Linked DNA regions of Homo sapiens: region 2 is linked to region 1. Evidence: chromatin contacts called from ENCODE Hi-C or POLR2A ChIA-PET data. All regions are on one chromosome and are shown on one strand. The core of a region is the stretch at or near the end of the contact, and the rest is flanking DNA. Distances in the headings are between cores, read along the strand shown.

The links. Hi-C counts contacts between places; a loop is a spot of excess contacts on that map. ChIA-PET counts read pairs that join two places held with the same protein, here RNA polymerase II (POLR2A). Pooled maps may share reads with other maps.
Region 2: a pooled map shows a loop between it and region 1 (1.9-fold over the local background). The contact joins the enhancer-like site here to the promoter of WIF1 in region 1. A Hi-C loop is called at or near these places in 1 of 50 pooled maps. POLR2A ChIA-PET finds 5 or more read pairs at or near these places in 2 of 52 experiments (OCI-LY7 and activated T-cell).

Annotation. Positions count from the first base shown.
Region 1 is chr12:65,119,619-65,126,131 of GRCh38, forward strand. It overlaps WIF1 (Wnt inhibitory factor 1), which reads right to left and starts at 1,687. Exons shown (of 10, transcript NM_007191.5): 1 at 1,426-1,687; 2 at 799-938. The coding sequence starts at 1,573. RefSeq lists a silencer at 1,848-2,007.
Region 2 is chr12:65,206,119-65,212,469 of GRCh38, forward strand. LEMD3 (LEM domain containing 3) reads left to right here. Exons shown (of 13, transcript NM_014319.5): 2 at 4,808-4,845. Among named protein-coding and RNA genes, the nearest start is that of LEMD3, 40 kb to the left of the region's middle. RefSeq lists a silencer at 6-65. Within about 2 kb of position 3,698, at least 2 of the 41 ENCODE cell types and tissues checked have a DNase peak (open chromatin) inside an H3K27ac peak, as active enhancers do.

The DNA.
Region 1 (6,513 bases), core at 437-2,936:
GACACATTCTACCAACTAATAAGCTGAAGAATGCATTGCTTACCATTTGTCCTCTAGAGTAAATTCTCCAATTGTACAAAAGAAATTAAATTTACATAAGCATTTTATTCTTTCTTTCTAAAATTAGAAGCCATAAAAATGTACAAAAGGTAACATATAAAAGATGCTAATGTGCTAAGGAATAAAAGGAATGCTTCTTCATAAAAAATAGATTCCAGTTTTCTTTTCCATATGAAAGCATTTAAAATGGTAACTTGAAAACATAGGCTGCAATATTTTATAACGTTCTTACATGACACCTTTTGGGTCTAACTTCTACCAGAAATATGCAACATTCACGTTCCAGTGAATAACATTCAACATACTGACTTTTTAAAAGTGCACAATGTCAAAAATACTTACAAACTTTAAAATTTGTTGTAAAGTATGAAGAATGTCACAAGTGATTAGAAACTACTATGCAAAAAGAGTCCTTTAAGTATGTTAAATTTTAATGTCAATGATCACAGAAACACAGTGATGTTGGTATTGGAGGTCTTTATATTTCCAGCAGCCTCAGGACACTGAGTCTTATCAAAATAATGGGCTTAGGCACAAGGCTTGTTCTTTTCTTTTGAAGATCATTAATTGATATGGCAACTTGAAATAAATGGAAATTAATTCTTTATTTGCTTTGGCAATCAGATGAGAAATTTCTCTTAATAACTGTAAAATGTACCAGGCTACACACTATACAGTACTATTTCCACCTGCCATAAGGCAGTGGAAATATTAAAGGGTAATTTTCTCAGAACTTACCTGCCCTGCAGCTTGCCAGGTAAAATTCATGGAATGGATATTGACAGGAATAGCTGGCATTCTCTGTTGTGCTTTTCTGAAATCATGTGTAAAAGGTGCCATTTTCCCCTCTGAAACAATCAGGATATCTTCTTCAAATCCTGGTTTTTAAAATAATAAAACGATCAAACCAGGTAGACTTGAAATCATCTAAATCAGAAGTTTCAAGCAAAAAGAAAACCAAAGAATTAGTGTGGGTCATTTCTGTTCACAAGCATCTGCCTTCAGTACCATCAACGCTACTAAGATTAATTTTTCTCTGTGGATGATGAGAATGATGCCAACAGACCCATGCTTTCAGGGAAAAGGGATGGACATGGAGTTAACCGACGCAAAAAAATGCCGGGTGCACCTAAAAACGCAGGGCTATAAAAATTAACAACAGCATGATCAGAACACTAGATCAGCTTTGGTTTCTTAAAAGAGAAGTTTATAAGCTTTCAGATGGAAAATATCTAATTAAAAGAGGGGAACACTCTTTTGTGGAAATTAAGTTTTAAAACACAAGAAACGCAGGTATCCCTCTTTCTTGAAGAGTGGAGAGAGGAGGACATAGGCAGGGGAAGGCGCTGGAGGCGGGGGCCTTACCTATGAGTACTCTTGCCTGGTGAGCATCGATCCATAGGTACAGGCTCTCCTCCTGCGGCGGCCCGGCCTCCGCCCGCAGTGCCAGCAGGCACAGGAGGATGCTCCAGAGCCAGAGCGCGGCGGCAGGGAAGGCGCTCCTCCGGGCCATGCTGCTCAGGACCTCCTCGCTGCCGGGAAAACTCCTCGTGCCGCACCTACGCAACCTGGCGCCGTCAGATACTCTGCTGCGCTGCAGCTCCCTCAGCCAGGGCTGTTCCCGTTTAGACGGCTGGGCGCGTCGCCTCCCGGCCTGGGTGCCAAGGAGCCTGCGAGAGCAGGAGGAGGGGGCAGGCAGGACGCGGGAGGAGGAGGGGGGGACCAGCGGGCGCGAGTCGCGCAAGAAGATGGGGCGCGGGCGGGAGTGGGGGCGGCAGAGACGTAAGACTGGCAAAGCTGGCGAGGCCAGCAGTCAGCGGGGCAAATAGAGCGAGAACAGAAGAGCGGGAAGGGCTGGCGCGAGCGAGGTGCGAGCGAGGAGTGGGGCCCGCGAGGCCTGGGCGGCCGCCACTTGGGGGCGCTGTGGGGCCCCCCCGGGGGCGGGGCCGCGAGGGACCCCCGAGGCTGCATTCACAGTGCGGTGCGCCCAGTGGAGCGCCCGCGAAGTGGGCGTGTAGGGCTGGCGGACCCGGAGAAGGGCACTCAGAGACCCCTGGGACATCACTCGCCACCTCCTCGGGCCAAGGGAGGCTTCGGGGGAGGGAAATGGGGAGAGCAGACAACGCTGGGCTTGACTGAGTGCTGATGATGGTGATGGTGATGGTGATGATGATGATGATGATGATGATGAGGTGATGACTCCTGTTCCTCCTCCGGCGCTCACTGAAGGCGCAAATTGCCCTTCGTCTCCCTTTCAGCCAGTAGGATTCCTCTCTCCGCCAACCCTATGCGCTCCGTTCTGCGATAGGCTGGCACTTTGCGCGCTCCCAAGCAGTTAAAACTCGAGGCTCGACTGTCCGATGGTGCCGATGGCAGGCGCTGGCCTTGGCTCGAGGCGCAGGGCGTCCAGCTGGTACTTGCCCGACACCCAGCATTTGGGGATTCCCGTCTGTCTCCCTGATAACCCGGCAGTGCCCGGAAGAGTGCCCTGGGCCCTGGACGATAGCTGTACCTGACCCTCCGGGGTAGGGCTCCTCTAACATCGTGGATATCTTCACGTTTGCTGATATTTTTTAAAAGTTGCTGAATTCGGCCGGGCGCGATGGCTCACGCCTGTAATCCCTGCACTTTGGGAGGCCAAGGCGGGCGGATCACCTGAGGTCAGGAGTTCGAGACCAGCTTGGCCAGCGTGGTGAAACCCCGTCTCTACTAAAAATGCAAAAATTAGCTGGGCATGGTGGCGGGGGCCTGTAGTCCTAGCTACCCGGGAGGCTGAGGCAGGAGAATCACTTGAACCGGGAGGCGGAGGTTGCATTAAGCCAAGATCGTGGCACTGCACTCCAGCCTGGGCGATAGAGCGAGACTCCGTCTCAAAAAATATATAAATAAATAAATAAAATAATTTTTTAAAAGTTGCCGAATTCACAGGTGCGTGGGGGCAAAACCAAGGCTCTGGCCTCGTCTGTGAGAAGCATGCTTGGCCGGCAGTGGGCTGCAGCATAACCTATCCACCTGGCCCAGCAGAAAGAACTGATTTTTGCCTCCTGCCTAATTCCTCGGATGCACAAAGAAAACGGAAGCAAAAGGGTTTTGTTTTGTTTTGTTTTTAATTAAAAAACTTAGCCTTCGGACTCATAAAAGGTTCATTTACTTGTGTTTGTTCTTTAGTACCCGAAGCTGTGACAAATGCCTCAAGGATCAAATGTCTGGGGCTGGGCGTGGTGTTTCAATCAGTCCTTTATAGAGTAGCAGATGCCTCAAGAGGGAAAAACAAACAGAAACAACAGAAGAGATGGTGGACATGTGCAGGCATCAAGTTAAATCAGTGTTAGGTTCTGAGAATATAGATTTCCAATGAGGAAATATTTGCAGCTATACAACCAACCAATAGAAAAAAAAAAAAGGAAAAAAGGAATTAGACAAGAAGTCTATGACTGATTTGAACTTGCAGTGTCTTAATTTTTAAAGTACTTTTATTTTAAGTGCTTACTTAATCCTCACAACTCTTAAGTAGGTACTACTATTATTCTTATTTTACTGACGAGGAAAGAGGGCTCAAAAAGTCCAGTAAGTTGACTGTGGATATCCAGCTGGTAAATGAGAGTAAGGGTTCAAATCCCAGACACTCTGATTTCAAAGCCCATTCTCTTAGTAACTTATACCTCATACTGATAAATAAATCATAATTAAGTCTATTTGCATCCAAAGCTTCACAGTGATTCTTCCTTTACAATAAAAATATTTACCTGTTTCCCAACATTGCATTATTTTTTATTTCTATGAATATTCATGTATATAATGTATGAACATTAGGCTACTTTTAAAACACTTTAATGTTATAATGCCAGTGTCACCCAGGTAAAGATAATAATTTCACAGCACAATAGGCATTTTCTTTAACTCGGAGCGAGTGGTTTTAACATTTTTTTCTAGTTCTGCGCAAACCTCTATGGCTCTTGGTGCAAGGACGCCCTCTACAGGTTTTCCTAATCAAATACTAATTGAGAAATATTCATAAAATTTATTTTTTGGTGCAAGAAAAAGAGGAACTAAATTCTCTCCTAACTCGGTTTCCTCTGAGTGAGGTTCTTCTGCAGCAGTTGAATTTGGTGTTGATAACAATGGTAATCTATCTTGCTATAAGGACGTTTTTTTTCTTCCAGAATGGTTGTTTTCTGTTTACTTCTCTCCAGCACAGGACACTTAGAAAAATTATATTTTATTAGAGATAGATAAAGAGAAATGCTATTTAAAAAATTTTTGATATAAACTCGTTTGGTTATTAAAGGGGACAAAGGAACACATGTTTTGTTATACAACAGTGATTTTTAAGGGTAGCAGCGTGGTTCTTTTTGTAGGGAGGTCTATCTCTAAGAGATGAATCAGGCTTGACTCTCCTTTCTGTTGTTAAGGAGCAGTTATGTAGCTATTTCATTAAGAATTGATTTAAGTTTTTAAATTTCTTTAAACAAACATGTGACAATATTTACTAGCATATGATAAAAATTTGGAAATAATGTGCTAGGCAAGTCAACTTCATTTCGTTTGAAAATTCTGCCATTTATTTTCCAGTTCATTATGCTTCCTTTCCTTGTGCGATTCCCTCTCATCAATTATGTGTGCAGGCAGCTTCATTTATTTGTTCATTAACTCATTTGCTTATTCAACAAAGATTTATTAAACAGCTATTATATGTAAGACACTGACCTGGAAATTATAGTACAAATAAAACATGATCATAGCCTTCAAAGAGCAATAGAGCTACTAAAATAAGTAAGACAAGTACCTAAACAACCATAATACAAGGCAGAATGTGGTGATTGTTGATAAGGCAGAATGACTGGAAATTCATAGAAGAAATCTTGTATCTAGAATTCTGCACATTTGTTTGTTCATTCATTCATTCAAAATATATTTACCCGGTGTCTGATGTTTGCCGTATATAAGCACAGGGGATAGAAAGGTAAGTAAAAAGACAGCCCTGCTGTCAAAGAACTCTCAGTCTAACAAGGGAGTGTGTTGAGAATAAACAATAGAGAGGAATGAACGCCATGGTGGGAAAATGCACAGGGTATTTTGGGACTCAAGGAAAATCCTTCGAGGCAGACTGGGTTCTGGGAAGACTTTCTAGAGTAGAGCATACTTGAGCAGTCTTGAAGGTCAAAGGGGAATTGAGCATGCAAGGGGGAAAGATAAGGAACATCCATGCATAGACAGTGGCAATAGTGAGAGCAAGAGACATGAGAAAGAATGGCACCATGCAGGATCTGCAGGTGCTGACCTGTAGTATGATGAGCCTGGAATGGGAGAGGGAGGGAGCAGCTGGGGATGAAGCCCAAAATGTAGGTAGGACCTGGTTATGGAAGATTGTGCTGAGAACAATTCCAAATAATTTGTTTAGAGACGCTGTCCTCAAAGAGGCGAGGCGTAACTCCCCACTCCTGAAGTGTGGGATGTGCAGAGTGACTTCCTTTTATAGCGTGCAGTGTGGAAAGTGGGGAAAGTAACAAACCTGACAAACACTACTTCAACTAGGTGATCAAGATCATCAACAGTGATGAGTCATGTGATAGTATGTGCCCTTGATATGATGTGATGAGAATGGTACTTTACCTATGTGATCTTGCTCCTGAAAACCCATAACCCCAGTCTAGTCACAAGAAAAATATCAGAAAAACCCAACTGAAGGACATTCTACAAAATTCCTGATCAGTATGCCTCAAAACTGTCAGTGATCAAACAAAAAAGGGAAGTCTGAGAAACTCGTAGCCAAGAGGAACCTAAAGACACATGACTACCAAATGTAATGTGCTATCCTGGACAGCATCCAGGAATAGAAAAAAGACATTAGGTAAAGCTAAGGAAATGTAAGTCAACTACTAATAACACTGTATCAATATTGGCTCATTAATTGTGACAAATGTACCATTCTAATATAGGATGTTAATAACAGGGAAAATTGGGTGTGGGGGTATATGGAAACTCTCTGTACTATCTTTGCCATTTTTGCTGTAAATCTAAAACTGTTCTAAAATATAAAGCTTATTTTAAAAATTAAAGATCAAGACTTGAATATGTTTAAAAAATCTTAGCTGCTGACATTTGAAAAGCAGATTTTTTAATTAAAAATTTGATTTCTGGCTGCTCTTGAAAATGTAGAGATCTGACAATATTCCCTTCTTAGAAAGAATCAGATGGTGTGAGTAGTGACTGCCCTTCAAAGAGGACTAGCGTGCCCAGTCGTTACAGTTGCACTACTCTTCCATCCAGCATGCTTTGCTCTTTTACTTGACCATCTAGGCTTCTGTAGGCTCCTGAGTTTGCCATGCATATCCTGGAGGAGACCCGGAGGGACAGGGAAGAAGAAGGTATCTGAGGGGGCTGAAGCCAGTGCTCATCTTGGAAGTGCAGTTGTGTGGGAACCAGGGCAACACAGCTCTAGAGGTAGGTCTT
Region 2 (6,351 bases), core at 2,448-4,947, 89 kb after region 1:
TGGAAACATTCCCCCTCACCCACAACCCCTTTGCTTTCTTCACATAAAATTATGCTGTGCTTAGACCATTAATACTAGAAGATGGGATTTGAGAATTTGAATGTCTGTTTACATAAAGATGTAATACAGAGAAATAACTGCTCATTCAGGCATCTGAATGTAACTGCCTAGATGAATTTATTAAAACTGTCCTTAAGGTCACACTAGCCTTAAGGTCATGGAGTTTTAGATACAAGAGACTGCCTTTAAAACTCCTGTCTGTAGAATTGCTGCCCTCCAGGACTGAACTGTCTTTGAGGACAGGGCTTATATATATTTATTTTTAAATCTCTTGTAACTAACATAACACCTGGACAAGTAGGCACTTTATATGTTTGCGAATATTTTATGTTGGAAGATGAAGCCAAATGAAAATATCTTTTAGTATGGTACTAAATCAGAAATTATAATTTTTTTAAACTGATGCCATGTGGTACACTCTATAGTAGTCATGAACAGAGTGCCATGGCCTGAGAGAGAAGGGGAGAGTGAATAATCATGTCCATGGAAATCACGGGATACTTTATATTTTTATGTATCACGGAAAATACTTCCCTAGACTACAATTGGAGAATTTGTTTTGAAGAGAATTTTTTTCCTCATCTAAGAGAAAATAATGTATTTTCCAACAGCAGTGTTTTCCCTCCATATCCCCATTTTTGTCATTTTTGATGCATTATATAATAACCAAATTAATGATTCAAAATTGGAAAGTTTTAGAGCATGCTTTCTTTATATAAAACCAATATTTTATTTTCTGTAGTTATTTCTATGATGAGAGTTATGTATGCTTTGGAGTCAGACATAAATAGGTTTGAATCTCATATTTTTTAATCCCAACTTACTAAATTGTTTACCTCAAGGAAGCAACTTAACCTCAACATGTCTCAATATTTCTGTCTGCAAAAATAGGGCTAATACCACTCTAAACGGTAGTGTTATGAGGATGAAATGAGGTACCTCTTGAGTACATGGCAGCAGCATTATTCCTGGCGCGTATTAGGAACTCAGTAAACATAATTTCCTTTTTATTCAACGGAGAGGGTTGTAGTAATCAAGACTATAGTACTTTTTCTGGCATTGATGAAGCTGCTATTCTAGGAGACCATAGTATGCCCTCAAGTTTCTATTTGTTCAGCATGTGCATAGTACACAGTATCTGCAAAGGCATTGAGATATGTGGCGATATTGCAGTCTTGTTGGGGGTGGGGGTGAGGAGTAGAACACCAAATATTGAAATCATGATAAAAGGTAGTACATTACTGAGATTCTGAGAAGGGGGATTCTGAGAAGGAGGTCACGATAAACTGCAGTGATTAGGCATCCTTCATGGTGGTAGCATAGCTGCGAACTGAACCTTCAAGGCAAATTGGAGAAGAAAAACATTCAGGCCTAAAGAAGACCAGAAAGAGCAAGTGCTCAGTCTTCTGAGAGAATATTTTTGTGTGCTGTAATTGACAGTGGTTCCATGTATACAGAACAAAAAATTGTCATATTAGACTGAAGCTGGCTGTGTTGATCCAAAGAAAGCGTAGGAAAGCATCCTGAATATACTATTGCCTGTTTTCCTGACTCATAAATAGCATATCCTTTATTCTCCAAATGCTTAGGACTCTTAAACTAGCAAAGCATATACTTTGAAGTTTATAAACGTATAGATGTGTTTGCAAGTTTTTCCTTTTTATCTGAGAATTCATAACATGATAAACTTTATTTCTGTGTAAGAGAATGGAAAACAGTTTACATTTGAGAAAAGATCAGTAAAACTAGTAACATTTTTGGAATTGGTGGGGGTAGAGGAAGGGAGGGATTTGGAGGAGAAGCATTGTGTGTCTTATAAGAAATTATCACAAGATAATTTGTTCCTTGCAACAAGGTGTGATTAGGAACCATTGGAAAATTTTGAGGATTCTAATGAAACATTTAAGGAATTTGATTTTTACAGTTAGTAGAATAGTTTAAAGGGAAAAGAAGTCAAAATATTAAGGACCTTTACAAAGAAAAGCTTGGTATATTTGAGGCTTGAAATAATCTGAACTAAAGTATTGAAGAAGAAATGTCCAAAAAAGCAATAGTGAGAGGCTGTTGGGAGTGTAGGGTTAAAGGAGGACAACAGATCAAAAATGGCTGCAAGGCTCTGCCTTTAGGGGATGGAAGAGTAAATTTTGAAGTACCGTCTTGGTATTATCATTGCTCTAGGATAAGGGATAAGAGCTGTAATTCACTCTCAGGTCCCTCCCTAGTTTTCTAGTGACTGAATAAAGAATGAAGTGGCAAATTTTTGCTGTGGGATGCTTTTGAAACAAGGTTTCTTCTCTTCGGTTACCTAATTGGGAGAGGGTGTTATATATTTTCACTAGGGGTAACAGTATATGTTGTTTCCATTAAAGACTAGGTAATTTGGATGTGATAGAAGATATTGGTGTGTTTTTAGAAATACTGAAATGATTTGGGGAAAGAAAAAATGTATAAAGATACTTTGAAAACTTTGAGGGCTTTTAATTTGTTAGAGTTGCTGTTTTTGGTTGGTGTTTTCTTGTAAAAACTTAACCCCAAGGATATGTTTTACTTCTGCTGTTGTTAATAGGTCTCTGTTCATTTAATAGGTGGCAATTATCATGAGCATTTGGGGAAAAAAATTTTAACGAAGTTTTGTTGGGCAGAAAGTATACTCTTGGCTTTTTTAGGTATGTTATACTCCAGGTATTTTAGACTACAAGGCAAGAGGCAGAAATCTAGAAGGATACTAGGGGTAGAGCAATATTTTCAGCAAAATTGTTTTCCCCCTCTTCAGCTTTCTCTGTTACCCTATCCCTCTCCCTTTTTAGTAGCTCAGAACATACCCTCCTCCAGCATCCTGCAAAATTGAACACTTTTGCTTCAGTGTTAACACACAAAGTGAAATAAAGAAGAGTGCCGAGATAGCACAACAAGCATTTTTCAAGCACTAACTATATATCTAGTACTATGCTTGGTTCTGGGCATGCACATGTGTATAACACACGCTCCCTGTCTTGAGAAGCCCACAGTAGAGCAGTGTGGTGAACATTGATAATTTACAGTTATGCTTTTATGGAGCTACTCACAGAGCTGATTTTCCATTTGATAGTCTTGACAAAAAGTAATTTTGTGTATAATCAAAAAAGCAATACTAGCATAGCTTTTTTTCATAGACATTAAAACTTGTTTTTGGAACTGCACACTTATATTTTTAAGAATTGTTCTTATAAAGAGCAAATAAAACACCTTTTACACTTTGTATTGTTTGGCTAATTTATTGTCATTTGTTTGGCCAAATGACAAGGCATTTTTTTGGTAGTACGTTGAGCTAAATATAGCTGTTCAATGTTTATATTGAAAAATTAATATTATTAAAAAGGGTATCTTTTTAGTCCATGTGTTCTGATCCTTAACATTTTATTTAATCTTGAAGCTATATTATTTCTTCTCCCTATTCCCCTTTTGAGTACTTTTGATTTTCTGTAATATCTTTCAAAACATTTTCTTTCCCAACATTAAAACCCTTTTGATGTATAGAGAAATGTCGTTTAAAAATCCATTAGCAAAATCCCTTATGATGATAACAGGATACATTTTTTTTTCCTTGCTCTTTTATTGTACCTTGTTAAGCTGGTCTCACATGAACTTTCTTAGAATCAGGCAGTTCCTGGTTCCTATGGGACTTCCTGTTTTCTCAAATAAAAATAGAAAAGCATCTCAGAAAGGAAACCTGGTCAGTGTGAACTACTTTGTAAGATCAGTTAGTCTTAGTTAGTCTTAGTTGTGGCCTGGATTATATAGATATATAGTCTATATAAAATATAAAAGTTTACAGGTATCTGAAAGCTTTGAATATTTTCGTATGTAATATCAAAATAAACAAAATGATAAGGAGAAGACTCTGAATAAAAACCCTGAGAGGTGCTACATATTCAGCCGTAAACATTTTTGTATCTTAATTTAGAGGTGAATGAAGGAGGGGCATAGGGGTTGGATGGAAAGTGGTAAATCCTTTCCTTATTATGTAATATTTTATTGTAAATTTGGAATTGCTTAATACTGAGACTTAATTCTTAGTTACTTTGATCTGTATTTTTTTTTCTTGCCACTTTTTCAGATGTTGGCAAGGATTAGGAAGGTGGATTTTTAAAAAATCATTAGAAGTCAGAATTCTAAATGAATTATTCAGTTTTAAAGCATCTTGTAGATTTCTTTCAGTAGTTAACTGCTTCTTAGTCTATATTATGAAGAGAAATCAAATTAAGGTAGAAACAAATGATATAGTCATTAGCAGTAATAATAATGGATAGTGTGTATTGAGTACATATTAAGTGCTTGACACTGTGTCAAACATTTTATCTTGTTTATCTCATTTAATCCTGACAACAACTGTATAAGGTAGGTATCATTGTTATCCATACTCCTTTAAAGAAGAAACTACAATTTAGAGTAGCTAATTAGATGTTAGTTCAAAGAGACATTACTAATAAGTGGTAGAGGTGGAGCTGGGACTTGAACTCAGCTTCTGTGATACCAGAGCACCTGATCTCAATGATTGTGAGGAAAACCACTAATTCAAAGTGAGAATGATAAGTATAAGTCTGAAAAATTACTTCCCTAACCTTTATTATCACCAGTTTGTTTACATTTGGTTCACATATTTATATCCAGTTTTAGCAAAGTACATGCTGGCATTTCAGAGAGTTTGTTTGGGGGATTTTAATTCGTAAGTGATGCTAATACTTGTCTTTTTTTCCTTCCTTGATAGTAGAAAACCCCTTTGGTGAAACATTTGGAAAAATACAAGTAAGTAAACGATCATAATACTGATAATTTTGTGTCATGTTTTATATGATAAAAGCATGAGAATGACTATCAACTAAAAAAAAGTAATTTTAAAGTTATTTTAGTCTTAAACAATAGGTTTTATCAACTTAAAAAAATAGTAATTTTAAGGTTATTTTAGTCTAAAACAATAGGCTTTCTTATTCTGAGTATTCCCTAACTGTCGTATAATTAAATCTGACACAGATTTTCTCTTAAGAGCTGAACTGTTTATCACTTTACTGTAAAAGACTACTGCCAAGTAAAATGGGAGTGGCATATCATCAGTGGATCTTGTCTTACACTTAGAAGTATGCCTGTTGCCTGTAGTTGTTGGATACCTTAGCAGTTTTTGTCCGTTTTGCCCTCATTTTACCTCTTTGGATCTTCTGCATATTGGCATGCCTATTCGACCATCAAAAGGACTTAGAAAGGAAGCATATCCTTCAGGCTATTTCTTTAATTTTTTAAAGAGTGCTATAATACTAATTTTAACCTAAATTTTACTTATATAAAAATATTTTTCACTTACCCATCATTACAGGGACTTCAGAGATTAAGATGTTTAAGCTTGTAATTAGTTATTAATTTTTTATTATAGGAACTGTTATATAGACCTGTATAGAAAACATTATTTGTTGTACTGAAGGATGTGTAATAATGTGTAATCACATCCATAGAATATTACTTTCTGTTGTTAAAGTGGAACTCTGAAATGATTAGTAATATTCTATTGCAGTGATAATTGTTTAAAACAAAGTTGGCTTTTTCAGTTGCCTTAAGTATAACACTGCTACAGTGTCATAATTTAAATTTGGTACAGTATACTTACTGAACATTAGAAATAGAAGACTATTTTCTTCTGTTTAATTTTCCCCAAGGAAGAAACTGAAATTCTGAACTTCTGAATAATAGTAACAATTATAATGAAGATAGTGGCTGTTTACTTATATTAAATGCTCATTCTGTACAGGGCCCCTTGCCAAGTTGTATTAGTCTGTTCTCATGCTGCTAATAAAGACATACCGAGACTGGGTAATTTATAAAGGAAAGAGGTTTAATTGACTCACAGTTCGGCTGGGGAGGCCTCACAGTCGTGGCGGAAGGTGAAAGTCATGTCTTACCTGGTGGCAGGCAACAGAATATATGCAGGGCAACTCCACTTTATAAAACCATCAGATCTCACGAGACTTATTCACTATTCATCACGAGAATAGCATGGGGAAAAAAACCCACCCCATGCATGATTCAATTACCTCCCACCACTGCCTCCCACAACACGTGGGGATTATTACAATTCAAGGTAAGATTTGGGTGGGGACACAGAGCCAAACCATATCACAAGTGTTAAAATTCATTATTATTTAATCAAAGGCATAAGGCAAACAGTTTAAAATATCCTTGAAGAGTCCGGGCGTGGTGGCAGGCGCCTGTAGTCCCAGCTACTCGGGAGGCTGAGGCAGGAGAATGGCCTGAACCCGGGAGGCG